3 separate regions of the Homo sapiens genome follow, and all the other regions are linked to region 3. The links are chromatin contacts, found by Hi-C or POLR2A ChIA-PET in ENCODE. All regions are on one chromosome and are shown on one strand. Each heading gives the region's core, a stretch centred on a gene start or an enhancer-like site at or near the end of the contact. The rest is flanking DNA. Distances are from core to core; before and after follow the strand shown. Region 1 overlaps TMC1 (transmembrane channel like 1). Region 2 overlaps GDA (guanine deaminase). Region 3 holds the start of LINC01504 (long intergenic non-protein coding RNA 1504).

The links. Hi-C counts contacts between places; a loop is a spot of excess contacts on that map. ChIA-PET counts read pairs that join two places held with the same protein, here RNA polymerase II (POLR2A). Pooled maps may share reads with other maps.
Region 1: a pooled map shows a loop between it and region 3 (1.9-fold over the local background). The contact joins the enhancer-like site here to the promoter of LINC01504 in region 3. A Hi-C loop is called at or near these places in 2 of 168 maps with a recorded cell type or tissue (Caco-2 and PC-9) and 2 of 50 pooled maps. POLR2A ChIA-PET finds 5 or more read pairs at or near these places in 5 of 52 experiments (GM12878, PC-9, Panc1 and 2 more).
Region 2: a loop to region 3 is called in a pooled map, with 2.7 times the contacts of the local background. The contact joins the enhancer-like site here to the promoter of LINC01504 in region 3. A Hi-C loop is called at or near these places in 1 of 50 pooled maps. POLR2A ChIA-PET finds 5 or more read pairs at or near these places in 3 of 52 experiments (GM12878, PC-9 and activated CD4-positive, alpha-beta T cell).

What each region holds. Positions count from the first base shown.
Region 1 is chr9:72,554,175-72,558,921 of GRCh38, forward strand. The region is part of intron 1 of TMC1 (transmembrane channel like 1); the gene reads left to right. It overlaps LOC101927191 (a long non-coding RNA gene), which reads right to left. Exons shown (of 5, transcript XR_242619.5): 5 at 3,448-3,651. Among named protein-coding and RNA genes, the nearest start is that of TMC1, 35 kb to the left of the region's middle. RefSeq lists an enhancer at 3,148-4,347. Within about 2 kb of position 3,462, at least 10 of the 41 ENCODE cell types and tissues checked have a DNase peak (open chromatin) inside an H3K27ac peak, as active enhancers do; they include PC-9 and Panc1, where a contact is called at or near this core.
Region 2 is chr9:72,152,104-72,156,983 of GRCh38, forward strand. All of the region lies in intron 1 of GDA (guanine deaminase), which reads left to right. Among named protein-coding and RNA genes, the nearest start is that of GDA, 5.1 kb to the left of the region's middle. Within about 2 kb of position 2,433, at least 4 of the 41 ENCODE cell types and tissues checked have a DNase peak (open chromatin) inside an H3K27ac peak, as active enhancers do; they include PC-9, where a contact is called at or near this core.
Region 3 is chr9:72,302,996-72,307,638 of GRCh38, forward strand. It overlaps LINC01504 (long intergenic non-protein coding RNA 1504), which reads left to right and starts at 2,441. Exons shown (of 5, transcript NR_110952.1): 1 at 2,441-2,630.

The DNA.
Region 1 (4,747 bases), core at 2,212-4,711, 250 kb after region 3:
TTCTGTTTGGTCTTTAGCTTTTCTTAGCTGTGATCGTTTATTGCTGAATAATTAAGGGCAATTCTTTCCCACTGAAATACTTTTCAAGTTAAACATTTTTTCCTTAAATTTTTGCCCCAGGCTACTTCTAGATCCAGCGTTGTTCCAGCTTACTGAGCATTCCAGAGGGCTAAGGTCCAAGTTAGCCAAGGTTTTAAAATGTTGACCATGTGGACCTGAATTCTTTCCAGTTACATATTTGCATACTTTTAACAGGAGTGGTTATTTCTCGTCAAAAGACAGAACGCTGGAAATACCAGGGCAAAACTATGTGTTTTTTTCTTGGTGATATCTTGATCTTAGCATTTTACTCTCTCTTCCTGGTTTCTAGCTTGACCTTTGTATTTTAGAGGAGAGTAATAGAGTAACAGTGCACTGAGAAGCAATGGGACATGACAGAATAGTTTCAGCAGTGAAAGTCAGGGAAGCTGGTTTCAACCATTCATTCACAAGCTTAAAGGACTTTGGTATCTGACTTTGTGGATGCCACTTTCTCATCTGTAAAATAAGGGGGTTGGATCGTGTGATTTATAAGGGGCTTTCTTACTTTCTAACATTCCATATTCTATAAAGACAGTTAAAGTCTCCAGAGAGTAAAGAATGTAGAAAATTCCTGAAATTTACTCAGCTCCTTTATTCCTAAATATTTTTGAATTCTGAAATTATTATTATTATTATTTTTTGAGATGGAGTCTCACTCTGCTGCCCAGGCCAAAGTGCGATGGCACAATCTCAGCTCACTGCAATCTCTGCTGCCCAGGTTCAAGTGATTCTCCTGCCTCAGTCTTCTGAGTAGCTGGGATTACAGGCATGTGCCACCATGCCTGGCTAACTTTTGTATTTTCAGTAGAGAAGGGGTTTCACCATGTTGGACAGGGTAGTATCAAATTTCTGACCTCAAGTGATCCACCCGCCTCGGCCTCCCAAAGTGCTGGAGTTACAGCCAAAGCACCTGACCTGAATTCTGAGTTTTGATTCTGTTTTTTTTTTTTTTTTTTTGAGACAGAGTTTTGCTCTTGTCACCCAGGCTGGAGTGCAATTGCACGTTCTCCGCTCACAGCAACCTCCATCTCCCGGGTTCAAGTGATTCTCCTGCCTCAGCCTCCCAAGTAGATGGGACTACCACCGTGCCTAGCTAATAATTTTGTGTATTTTAGTAGAGATGGGATTTCACTGTGTTAGCCAGGATGGTCTTGATCTCTTGACCTCGTGACCCTCCCTCCTTGGCCTCCCAAAGTGCTGGGATTACAGGCGTGAGATACTGCGCCCGGCCCATACTCACAGATTTCTTTGTGATATTATCTCATTTGTTTTCACCACACCCAGATGATGTGGATGGTAGGAGAAATCCCATGCGAATAAGTGGAATATGTTAGTAACTGCTTCCTTGGGTCCTTTTGCCTCTGGACTTAACTCTTTTTTTTTGAGACGGAGTCTTGCTCTGTCACCCATGCTGGAGTGCAGTGGCGCAATCTTGGCTCACTGCAACCTCTGCCTCCCAGATTCAAGCAATTCTCCTGCCTCAGCCTCCCGAGTAGCTGGGATTACAGGCATGTGCTGCCACGCCTGGCTAATTTTTTTGTATTTTTAGTAGAGATGGGGTTTCACCATATTCCCCAGGCTGGTCTCAAACTCCTGACCTTGTGATCCACCCACCTTGACCACCCAAAGTGCTGGGATTAGAGGCATGAGCCACTGCACCTGGCCTGGACTTAACTCTTAAATGATGTTACCCAGGAAAACCAATCTATGACTAAGGCAAAAAAAAAAAAAAAAAAAAAAAAAAAAAAAGTTGCACAGAGAAGAGTGGAAATATCAGTAAATCAGAAGCTAGGCAGGCCTAATCCCTAATCCACTTGGTGACCTTCTGCAAAACACCTTTCTGTTAGCCTTTTCACCCGTGAATTTTTTTTTTTTTTTGAGACGGAGTTTCGCTTTGGTTAGCCAGACTGGAGTACAATGGTGCGATCTCAGCTCACTGCAACCTTCGCCTTCTGGGTTCAAGGGATTCTCCTGCCTCAGCCTCCTGAGTAGCTGGGATTACAGGAACCTGCCATCACACCCAGATAATTTTTGTATTTTTAGTAGAGATGGGGTTTCACCGTGTTGGCCAGGCTGGTCTTGAACTCCTGACCTCAGGTGATCCACCTTCCTCGGCTGCCCAAAGTGCTGGGATTACAGGCGTGAGTCACTGTGCCTGGCTTACTTGTGAAATTAAAGCTTCAACTTTTACTCCTTAGGAACGTCTCACAAATTTCCACACATAAATCTAAAGTAGACACTCCTGCTTGCCAAAAGCATACTCTCTAAAACATTGGTTCTCAGACGGACATAGTGGCTCATGCCTGTAATCCCAGCACTTTGGGAGGCCGAGACGGGTGGATCACTTGAGATCAGGAGTTTGAAACCAGCATGGCCAACATCGTGAAACCCCATTTCTACTGAAAATACAAAAAAAATTAGCCAGGTATGGTGGTGCGTGCCTGTAATCCCAGCTACTCGGGAGGCCGAAGCAGGAGAATCACTTGAACCTGGGAGGCGGAGGTTGCAGTGAGCCAGATCCCGCCACTGCACTCTAGCCTGGGAGATAGAGCGAGACTCTGTCTTGGAAACAAACAAACAAACAAACAAACAAAAAAATTGGTTCTTGAGCAGGGCAATTTCACCTCCAAGGGGACATTTGACAATGGCTGGGGACATTTTTGGTTGTCACATCTGGGGTTGGGGAGTGAAGTGCTATTGGCATCTAATACGTAGAGGCCAGGGATGCTGCTGAACATCCTGCAGTGCACAGGACAGCCCCTGACAGCATTAAACAGTCCAAAATGTCAATTGTTTTTTGAGGTTGAGAAACGCTGGTCTAAAAGAAATGACAGGACAGGTGGCTTGGCTCATGCCTATCATCCCAGCACTTTGGGAGGCTGAGGCGAGTGGATCACCTGAGGCCAGTAGCTTGAGACCAGCCTGGCCAACATGGTGAAACCTCTTCTCTACTAAAAATACAAACAATAGCCGGGCGTGGTGGCCCACACCTGTAATCCCAGCTATTCAGAAGGCCAAGGCAGGAGAATCGCTTGAACCCGGGGGGCAAAGATTGCAGTGAGCTAAGATCATGCCACTGCACTCCAGCCTGGGTGACAGAGTGAGACTCTCAAAAAAACAAACAAACAAAAAAACAGAAATGACTCAAATGTTTACAGTGATTACTTCTGGATGGGATTATGATAATTGTTTCTCTACTGTTCTAAAAAACTTTCTGTTCTTTCCAAATGTTTAATATTGAGCACTTATTTTACAATCATTAAACAAAGAAATGACAACAACTGTTAAAAAAAAATTCTTAAGAACTGAAAGGCAAACACCACCACCACTAAAGCCATGTCCCCCAGATCTAGGTTGTGAGTCACATGATACCGACTTCAGAGGCAGCATGTCTCAAGGCCTCTCCAATGTGTGTCAGGGACAGCAGTGGGAGTAGGGCCCTCTGAGTCAGCCTCTTTGACCTGGGATGCTGCAGGAGATCTTAGCAAACATTCAAGATTTTCACTGAGTCATTTGCCTGTGGCATTGATCTGCTCACTCAAGTCTTCCGGTGTTTTGGTGTGAGGGAGGCTAAAGAGGAAAAACAGCTGTTTAGTTTCTCATTGATTTGTATTGTCATTGAGCAATACCTGGAGCCCAAGTGGATGTCTTTTATTCTGTGGCCTCCACAGCTGGGTCAGTGTGGAAGGCTTCAGACCATGAGAAATTGTTCCTGGGAGTCAATTATTTTAATAAGTGAGATATCAGAGTATATTCACAGAAAGAGGCTTCCCTGGCACTGTAAGGGCAGCCAGGAATAAAATAAAAATGCTTCTTCAGTGAAGATAATTGTCCAAATTGAAGACATAGGAAATATTTCTAATTTGCCTGTGTATTTGGTGAACATTTCTCTCTCTCTCTCTCTTTCTCTCTTTCTCTCTCTCTCTCTCTTTCTGTCTCCATAAATGAAGACATGGGAAAATCTATTAAAAATTAAATTAAAATGCAACACTTTTACATAAACAAAATTCCCAATCACTCTCCTTACTTTACCTCAGCCCAACCAAATGTGAGTTAAATCTCTTCCCTTTCCCATGGGACACTAGCATCTTGGTGGCCCAGCTCAGTAGCTAAGCATAGAGTAATGAGTTTGTTAAATAATTTCAATTACATTGTTTTTGAGATTCCAGGGTCACAGGGAAATTCTGACCTGAATTATCTGGATGAACTCTCACAATTGTGCACTGCCTTGTTCAAATTTGGGAAGTGCTGAGAAGCACTCATCCAAGGGGTAGATCTGGACTTCAGCTCATGCAGCATAATAGAATTTCAGGCTCAGTGATTTCTAATCTGTTACCACTTGCCATTTTCTACTTGAAGAGGGCAGACACCTTCACTGATCTCTGTTTCTATTTCATCTTTTGAAAAATCGGGATGATAATGGTTATCTGGTTTACATGCTTTTACATGCTTGTCAGGAGTTATTTTAAAGCACTTTACAAATATAAAAATGTACAATAAAATTGCAGAGTCGGATGCAGCAACCCCTGTATCCTTTGAGGAATCTATCACAATTCATACCCCTCCCAAGCCAACTTTTCTGGTACTACTCTGGAAAATTGTGCTTATACAGTTAAAATTTTTATTTTCAAAAAGTTGTGTAATTCCCTTTTTCAACCATTTTTTT
Region 2 (4,880 bases), core at 1,183-3,682, 150 kb before region 3:
TAGCAGCGGGTGGATTACATTTTGAATAACTGTAACACATAGTTTCTGTGATGGGACAAGCTGTGTGAAGTATCAGGAGCTTATTTCTCCATTGCAAGTTTAGATCTGGGGTAGAATCTCAGCGAGAGGGCACAAAGCTTACTCTGTCCTTCTGGTCTCGCTTTTAAACTTTATTCCTTATTTTGTATAACTTCGTTTAGGCCCAGAGAATGCCAATGACTAACTGCTCTTAATACATTAAATTAAAGCTCATTCAAAAGCAGGTTAATTAAAAGAAATTATCTAGCCAACTTTTTGGTATAAAGCAAAATACAGAGTTATACTTTCTGCTCAAGTAGCATGTAGCTTTTAAGAATATAGACTCTAATGATTGCCATTCTAACTGGTGTGAGCTGATATCTCATTGTGGTTTTGATTTGCATTTCTCTGATGGCCAGTGATGATGAGCATTTTTTCATGTGTCTTTTGGCTACATAAATGTCTTCTTTTGAGAAGTGTCTGTTCATATCCTTTGCCCACTTTTTGATGGGGTTGTTTGTTTTTTTCTTGTAAATTTGTTTGAGTTCATTGTGGATTCTTGATATTAGCCCTTTGTCAGATGAGTAGGTTGTGAAAATTTTCTCCCATTTTGTAGGTTGCCTGTTCACTCTGATGGTAGTTTCTTTTGCTGTGCAGAAGCTCTTTAGTTTAATTAGATCCCATTTGTCAATTTTGGCTTTTGTTGCCATGGCTTTTGGTGTTTTAGACATGAAGTCCTTGCCCATGCCTATGTCCTGAATGGTAATGCCTAGGTTTTCTTCTAGGGTTTTTATGGTTTTAGGTCTAACGTTTAAGTCTTTAATCCATCTTGAATTAATTTTTGCATAAGGTGTAAGGAAGGGATCCAGTTTCAGCTTTCTACATATGGCTAGCCAGTTTTCCTAGCACCATTTATTAAATAGGGAATCCTTTCCCCATTGCTTGTTTTTCTCAGGTTTGTCAAAGATCAGATAGTTGTAGATAGGCGGCATTATTTCTGAGGGCTCTGTTCTGTTCCATTGATGTATATCTCTGTTTTGGTACCAGTACCATGCTGTTTTGGTTACTGTAGCCTTGTAGTATAGTTTGAAGTCAGGTAGCGTGATGCCTCCAGCTTTGTTCTTTTGGCTTAGGATTGACTTGGTGATGCGGGCTCTTTTTTGGTTCCATATGAACTTTAAAGTAGTTTTTTCCAATTCTGTGAAGAAAGTCATTGGTAGCTTGATGGGGAGAAATAGGAATACTTTTACACTGTTGGTGGGACTGTAAACTAGTTCAACCATTGTGGAAGTCAGTGTGGCGATTCCTCAGGGATCTAGAACTAGAAATACCATTTGACCCAGCCATCCCATTACTGGGTATATACCCAAAGGACTATAAATCATGCTGCTATAAAGACACATGCACACGTATGTTTATTGTGGCACTATTCACAATAGCAAAGACTTGGAACCAACCCAAATGTCCATCAATGATAGACTGGATTAAGAAAATGTGGCACATATACACCATGGAATACTATGCAGCCATAAAAAATGATGAGTTCATGTCCTTTGTAGGGACATGGATGAAATTGGAAACTGTCGCAAGGACAAAAAACCAAACACTGCATGTTCTCACTCATAGATGGAAATTGAACAATGAGAACACATGGACACAGGAAGGGGAACATCATACTCTGGGGACTGTTGTGGGGTGGGGGGAGGGGGGAGGGATAGCATTAGGAGATATACCTAATGCTAAATGACGAGTTAATGGGTGCAGCACACCAGCATGGCACATGTATACATATGTAACTAACCTGCACATTGTGCACATGTACCCTAAAACTTAAAGTATAATAAAAAAAAAATATAGACTCTAACATGTTTAATTCATTTGCAAATATTTAATCTTGAGGTAATGCATGCTCAAATATTACTAAGTTGCCTGATTCTTCCCACATACATCAGGGTCAGGTTGACAGTAAAGATGCATAAACATGCCTTGGGCCTTTTAATGCACACTTACCCAGAAACAAGAGTGAGGAAGAGATTCATTTTGAGGTTGTGTCCTGGGGTGGCAGGAGCAAGTCCAATGGAGGAATAGAGACTTGGGTTCAGGTCAGAGTCTCTACCACTTACCTGTGCTGAGACCACAGGTGAGACCTAACCTGCCTGAGCCTCCGTTTCCTCATTTGTAGAGTCAGATTTCCTTTTGCTATTTATTAAATGAGATAATGTATGAAAATGCCTGGCACTTAGTGGATACTTAACATGTACCATGTTCATTCTATTCCCTTTGCCTCCTAGCAAATCCTTAACCTCTTGCTCACTGTGATATTTTGCATGTTTTCACATGGTGACATGCCAAGTGGTAGAGAAGGAAGCCACGGCCTGTGATGAACTGTATGGGGTGGTCACAGAACCTTAGCTTTTTATTCTCACTGCTTATGTCATTGATCCCCTGGGACCCAAAGATGCACCCTGGAAGAAAGATCAAGAAGCATTTGGTGCTAGATTCACTAGCAAGCTATCTTTAGTATCTCTTTTAGACTTGACAATGTCATTATTTCCACTAACAGATGAGGAAGTTGAGACTTGAGAAGTCATGCATTCAGATACGGTGGTGGTGTAGCTGGATTTTGAATTAGTATGGGGCAAAGGCCATGTTCTCTTTACTGTCGCTGACTGCTTCTCTAGGGCACAGTCCTGGACCTCAAAGAATCTGCACTTTGGCACGGGAGCTAAGACTTGTAGCTGTAATAAAAGTGACTCATTCCTGAGCCAAACACTGGGGTTTTCACCGGAGATAAATTGATGAACAAAGTATGCAAATACTGCCCTGCCCTCTTGAAACTGATGATCTAGTAATAAATTAACAGAATCTGCCATGACCTATCAGAACTTGAACTAGTTAGGGGAAGGCTTTCCCTAGCGTGAAGTGACATCAAACTTGCGATGTGAACAATGAGAAGTTAAGTAGGTATATTAGTCAATTTTCACATTGGTGACAAAAACAACCTGAGACTGGGAAGAAAAAGAGGTTTAATTGGACTTACAGTTCCACATGACTGGGGAGCCTCAGAATCATGGCAGGAGGTGAAAGACACTTCTTACATGGCGGCAGCAAGAGAGAATGAGGAAGATGAAAAAGCGGAAACTCCTGATAAACCCATCAGATCTCGTGAGACTTATTCACTACCATGAGAACAGTATGGGGGAAACTGCCCCCATGATTCAAGTTATCGCCCACTGGGTTCCTCCCACAACATGTGGGAATTAGGGGAGTACAATTCAAGATGAGATTTGGATGGAGGCACATCCAAACCATACCAATAGGTAAGGTGGACAGCATTGGAAGTAAAGAAGAGCCTTCTAGGTTGAGAGAACTGCCTGTGACTGCCTGTGCAAAGGTCCTGGGGTAGGAAGGAATGAAACAGTCAAGGTAGTCAGAGTCCAAAGGTTGAGGAGAAGGCTAACACAGGATAAGGCAGGACAGGTAGGCAGGGCTATGTTATGGAGGGCATCGGGGATGGTGGGATTGTGTCATGATTATATTTTGTGGTTATAAAGGTCTAACTTCAGGATAAATGCATTGAAGAGAAGTTGAGTGCAGGCAAGGAGGTCAGATAGGAGCCTGTTGCAGTATTTAGGTAAAATGGAATGTGGTTTAGATGAGAGAGGCAGTGTAGTTATCAACTGAGATATGAACTCCTAAGAGTACCTCTATCACTTATTACCTATGTGAATTTGATCAAGTTCCTTACCATTTGTATCTCCAAATTTCTTTATGCATAAAATAATTACTATGGTCTACCTAATAGGGTTGTTGAAAGGATAAAATGGATTAGTAAGTGTAAAATATATAGAATAATGCCTGGCATGTAGTACATGTCCATTAGACTTCAGCGGTTATTGTCAGTAATGCAGATGGAGAGGTGGATAGAATCAGTAGCTATTTAGATCAAGTTGACTGGATTTGATGATAGCTTACATATGTAAGGTTGGAAGGTAAGTGCATCAAGAGTGATCGCAAAATGTATGTAAATGTGTGTAAATAGTACAGTGGGGCACAAGTTGACCAGTGATAGGAAAAGCTTCTTGAAGGAAGTAGTAGCTGAATTGGACCTTTTAGGACTGGAACATGCAAAAGAGGATTATATAGCCCTGGTGAAAAGAGTGACCCAATGTTCTTCAGTTCTGAAGACTGCTGGGAGGAGGAAGAGTTCTTTCTCACCTGAGGCTACTTTACCAGAAGTTCTCTCAGTCTAAATCACAAATCCTAGTGATTGTGTATCATCCTTTCCTCCACTTCCTGCCAAGCTCAGCAACTCAAAATATGCTGTTGGTCCTGAGAAAGGAAACTGGGCTAATCCCTTCCTTCTGAGGCTGCTGAATAGGAGCTTGGCTTTCATCAGAAAGATGCTTTCACTCCCAATTATTACAAGATCATCTTGCAAATTCCCATTTTCTAGAAGGCTGATTGCTTGTTCAGAATGCTCATGGCAAACACTGTTGGTTACCCACTCAGCAGTCATGACCTCTTTTTCCTTATTAACACCTGAATTTGATCAGTCCATGGTAGACTCAGCCTGTGGATACATCATGGTGTAAGCCAGTCATGGTAATCCTATCTCCATTTATCAGATACTTATTCTTCCAGCTTCCTGGTAGCTGAGGGTGACTAGTGATAATATTCTGACATACAGGAAGTTTGCTCAGAAGCTTCTAGGATGTGGGAAGAGAAGCCCTGCCTTTTTTGGATACTCTCATATGAAGAAAAGATACTTGGAACTGCTGCTGCCACCATGTGAGACTGTGAGGAAAAGGTTAAGGGGATTTCAGAGACACCATCCCATTTTCTAACATCACTGAGCAGTT
Region 3 (4,643 bases), core at 1,191-3,690:
AGGACAGCACCTCACAAATGTTTTCTTTGTGTAGGAGAAGCAAGGGAAAATAATATAGAACTATAGAACAGACAGCTGTGAACAGGCCCTCTGCTAATTTGATTTATAATCACCTAAAATACAAGAAACATCAGATGCTCTTAACTGGAAATTTTCTCTTCATTAGAGAAATATGCATTGCCATATTTTTATCTAAGAACCAGTATGGAGTTTGTAGGGAGTTTGGGGACGGCTCTGTGCAAAGTTAATCATAGCCTGCTCAGTTGATTATAGTATGCATTCTGTTTGCTTGTCTCGTTAATAGAGGGAGGCTTCAACTGCGTGACATGAAAAGGCTGGACGTGCCAGAGAATTACGTATTGTGTTATTTGTTAAACTTTAGAACCACAACCAATGCTTAATGCTGAAAACCTCTAATCAGCATTGGATTGTTCAGACTTAAAGCTATGTTTGTAATAGTAACAGTTAGTAGGATGGATTGCAAATTAAATAGAAACATACATTGTAATTGAAAGCTCTTTAAAAATTCCCCAGATGGAGTTAAAAGGTAATCACTTGATGAGTTCATTGGGAAAAAATGGAAAAATATTTATTAAAATTATTCAATTACTAGAACCCTCTCTGTCCCTAAAGACTAATGGGGGATATCAACACAAAGTAACTCATTCAAAGGTATTATAGGCCAGGTATGTGGCTCACGCCTGTAACCACAGCACTTTGGGAAGCCGAGGCGGGTGGATCACCTGAGGTCAGGAGTTCCAGACCAGCCTGACCAACATGTTGAAACCCCATCTCTACTAAAAATACAAAAATTAGCCGAGCGTGGTGTCGGGCACCTGTAATCCCAGCTACTTGGGAGGCTCAGATAGGAGAATTGCTTGAACCGGGAGGTGGAGGTTACATCTAGTGCCATTAGAATTTAATAAATGTTAACTGATGGAAAAACTTCCAAGGTAGGGTGTGGTGATGGGAGTAGAGAAAGCACATGTTTTTCCTATTAAATGGTAAATGTCCAATTTGGGGTTAACTGGTAACTTCAGAGAACTGTGAGTCAGTTGCGTTCACGGAGGCCTAGCATTTTGCACAGGCAACTGCATTAAGCAAAGCAAAGTGCATGCATTTTGTTTTCCTTTGGGTATGTCTGGGCTTTGGGAAGCAGATTTCTTGCATATCAGTAAAGTGAAAGAGTTTGTTAATTTTGAAGTTCCTTATTTCAAGTCATTTTTGAAAAATATTTTACTATTATCTGTTTTTCACTCCCTGTGTAGATTTTTATTTGTTTGCCTTTTTGGTTCCTGTTTAACCAACCCAAAGTTAGAATTGGCTGAGAAAACTCTTACTAGCAAGTAATGTTATTGTCAAATAAATAGACTTAGGGATAATGTCAGCCCTAGTTAGTTGGGGTCACCCTGCCTCTTAAGATCTAGAGGACATAGGCTCAATCCCCCATACCAAGACTTGCGGAAGTCCAACTCAGTCTTCAACAATTCCATGCATTGCCAGAGGGCTTACATTCTCATGATCAGTTCTGGCTTCAAACTCCTATTTTGCTGAATTTGTTGAGTTTAGAGATAATCTTTTCATTGCCTCTTGTGTTCCTTATTCTGTATCACCTCAATACAATGTAGATCCTGGCCAGCCAGCCAGCCTGCCTTCCTCTCCTCCTCATCCTTCTTCTTCTCCCCCATCCTCTCTCTTCTCTTGTCTCTCTCTCTCTCTCACTCTCTCTCTCTCTCTCACATACCCACACCCACACCCACACACACACACACTCACACAGGCATTTTTATATGTAGTCAACTTTGCTGGAGTTTGGGAAAGGTAAAAGTAGTTTGCATAAAATGTAAAAAACATGAATACAATATTCATCATCCTTGTCCTTGTTCTTAAAAAGCAAATCTTTCATTCCTTTTCTGCCACAATTCGGGCTCCAGCCTCCCTCTCTTCCTTTTCCCCTCCTTTCTATGCCCACTCTCTTTTAAGAGAAGAAAAAATTCCTCTCATTCTCTTACAGGGGACAACTTAGCCCTCCCAGAAACTTACTGGGTCATTTTGACTGCAAGTGACAGAAAACAAAGTTCAAGCTGCTTGACACAAGAGGATCTACTGAGCCTTATAACTTAAAAGTCCAAGGGTGGATCTTGTTTCGGGCGTGGGTAGATAAGGGAGCTCGGCCGTGTCAGCAGATCTGATTTCTGTCTCAGTGTGTTGGCTCCACCCTTCCTGATTCTGGCTCCCTGTCTCAGCAAAACTCTCCTTGCTTTACATTGGGCCTACCCCTAGGCCTGTCAGTGTGGGCTGGGAATGCAGCACGCTCATTGGCTTAGGCCTCATTCCCATCATCCAACCCTGGCTCCAGGAGGATGGGATTAGTGTGACTCAAACACGTGGAAAGGAGTGGTTCTTCTGAGGAAAACCAGCTGAAGTATTACAGAAAGAGGAAATGCTGCAGAGACCCAGCCGGAAACAGTGCTGGCCAGCTCACGCCTGACCCACCCTTATTCTAAGCATAGGGTCTGCCTCTGAAGAGCTAAAGACTTCCTGAAATTTAAAAATTAGTGCTTTTATTTGCTTGTCCTGCTAAGACCGTAGGCAAAGGCCATCCTCCTCCCATTGACAGTTTAGAGTGGGTAAGTTCGTTTTTATAGATATTCTAAAATGCCCTGCAGGTACCAGAAACGTTTTATATCTTGATGGTAGGGGTTACACGGGGTATACATACGTTAAACTTTATCAAGCTGTACAGTTAAGGTTTGTGTACTTTACTGTATATGTAGTTTAGTGTACAAGCTGTACCTCAGTTAATTTTATTTTGTAATTTCCTGCAAGATTAGCAGCAAAAGCGCATGTGATGTCGAGTGCAACACTCAAGCCCATGATCTTTGGTTTGCCTTTATACTAAGCCTTATTCAGCCAGAAGCCAAGAAATAGCCCAGCTGAGGTCACCAGGGTAGAAAACCCATATGGGTTTGGGATTAAGTCCTATTTTGTATTAATATGGGTATATTTGCCTGAAGTGTCTTCTGGAACCTATATTTAATTTGTGTCCCTCAGAAACTGAGTATGTTGACACAGGAAACATTTAGAGACTGGGGATAGCCTGAGAGTCAATGTCTATAACTAAGGCTTCTAAACATTCCCCTAAATTATTCAGGTGAACATTACAGTAGTCCCCTCTTATCTGGGGGGATACCTTCCAAGCCCCCCATTAGATGCCTGAAATCAGATTTTACCAAACCCTGTACATACTATGTTTTTCCTATACATACATAACAATTATAAAGTTTAATTTATAAATTAGGCACAGTAAGAGATTAACAACAATAATAATAAAATTAAAAAATTACAACAATATACTGTAATAAAAGTTATGTAAGGCTGGCAAGGTGGCTTATGGCTGTGAACTTTGGGAGGCAGAGGCGGGAGGATCCCTTGAGCCCAGGATCCTGGGCAATTTGGCAAAACCCCATCTCTACAAAAAATAAAACACTTAGCCAGGCATAGTGGCGCATGCCTGTGGTCCTAGTACTCAGAAGCTGAGGCAGACGGATTGCTTAAACCCAGGGGGTTGAGGCTGCAGTGAGCTATGTTTGTGCCATTGCACTCCACTGTGGACAACAGAGCAAGACCCTGTCTCAAAAAAAAAATTATATAAATGTCTCTCTCTTTCTTTCAAAATACCTTATTGTACTGTACTCACATATTTTCAGACCACAGTTGACCTCAGTTAACGGGGAACTATTGTATTCAAGGCAGAAAGATAGTTTGCCTTCTACCATAAAATGGTGCTATTCAAAGTCATCATTCCTCAGTGAAACATCACATTTGACAGTCCTTTAGAGCAGATTGTAATGGATTTAGAATTGGAAGATCCACCTTTAAGTCCTGGCCTTGTCCTTTACTGGCTGTGTGGCTTTGGGCAAGTCACTTAATTGTGGCTGAGCTTCAGTTCCACATCTATAAAATGATGATATGGGAGGTTCCTGTCTTTCAGGGCTGATCTGCAATACAGAGATGACACATGCAAAGATCTTTTGTGAAATGGTAAAGTCTCATTATTATCCTGATCCCCCCTGCCCATTGCCTTTGAGAGCATTAATCACGTTTTTTTTAGTGCCTCTTTTGCATTTATCTTCTCAGGCAATCTCTTGAATGAATTTTTCACTCCACAATTACCTCTAAGGTTAAGTGATTCCCAGGAGATTGTCCAGCAGCATCTTGCAGGTTGCCAATACATCAGAAGAGCTTGCGTGAATTTCATCTTTCATCATTTTTTAGATGCTATCTTCATGTAACTTAATCTTGTCTCTCTGAATCTTTTGCAGTTCAATCTCCTAATTCACCCTGCTTACAATATTCCCCTTTGGAATCTCATTATCAGCTGTTGCCAACTAAGCAAAGGCAGAGTTTCTTGATGTCTCTTCATCTGTTTCCATGTTTGTATTATTCTTTGATTATACAAGTAAAATAGATAAGGAATAATTGTTGATGTTACAGAGAAATGGCAATTTTCTTTTTGAAAGGTGAGATTATTCTTACATACAGAAAAGCTTACCATTCTTCATGAAGTTACTGGAGAAAATGATAAAAGGGGAAATTTAATGGGAATTGTTCAAATATTTGAGAAATTAACTTTCACCTGG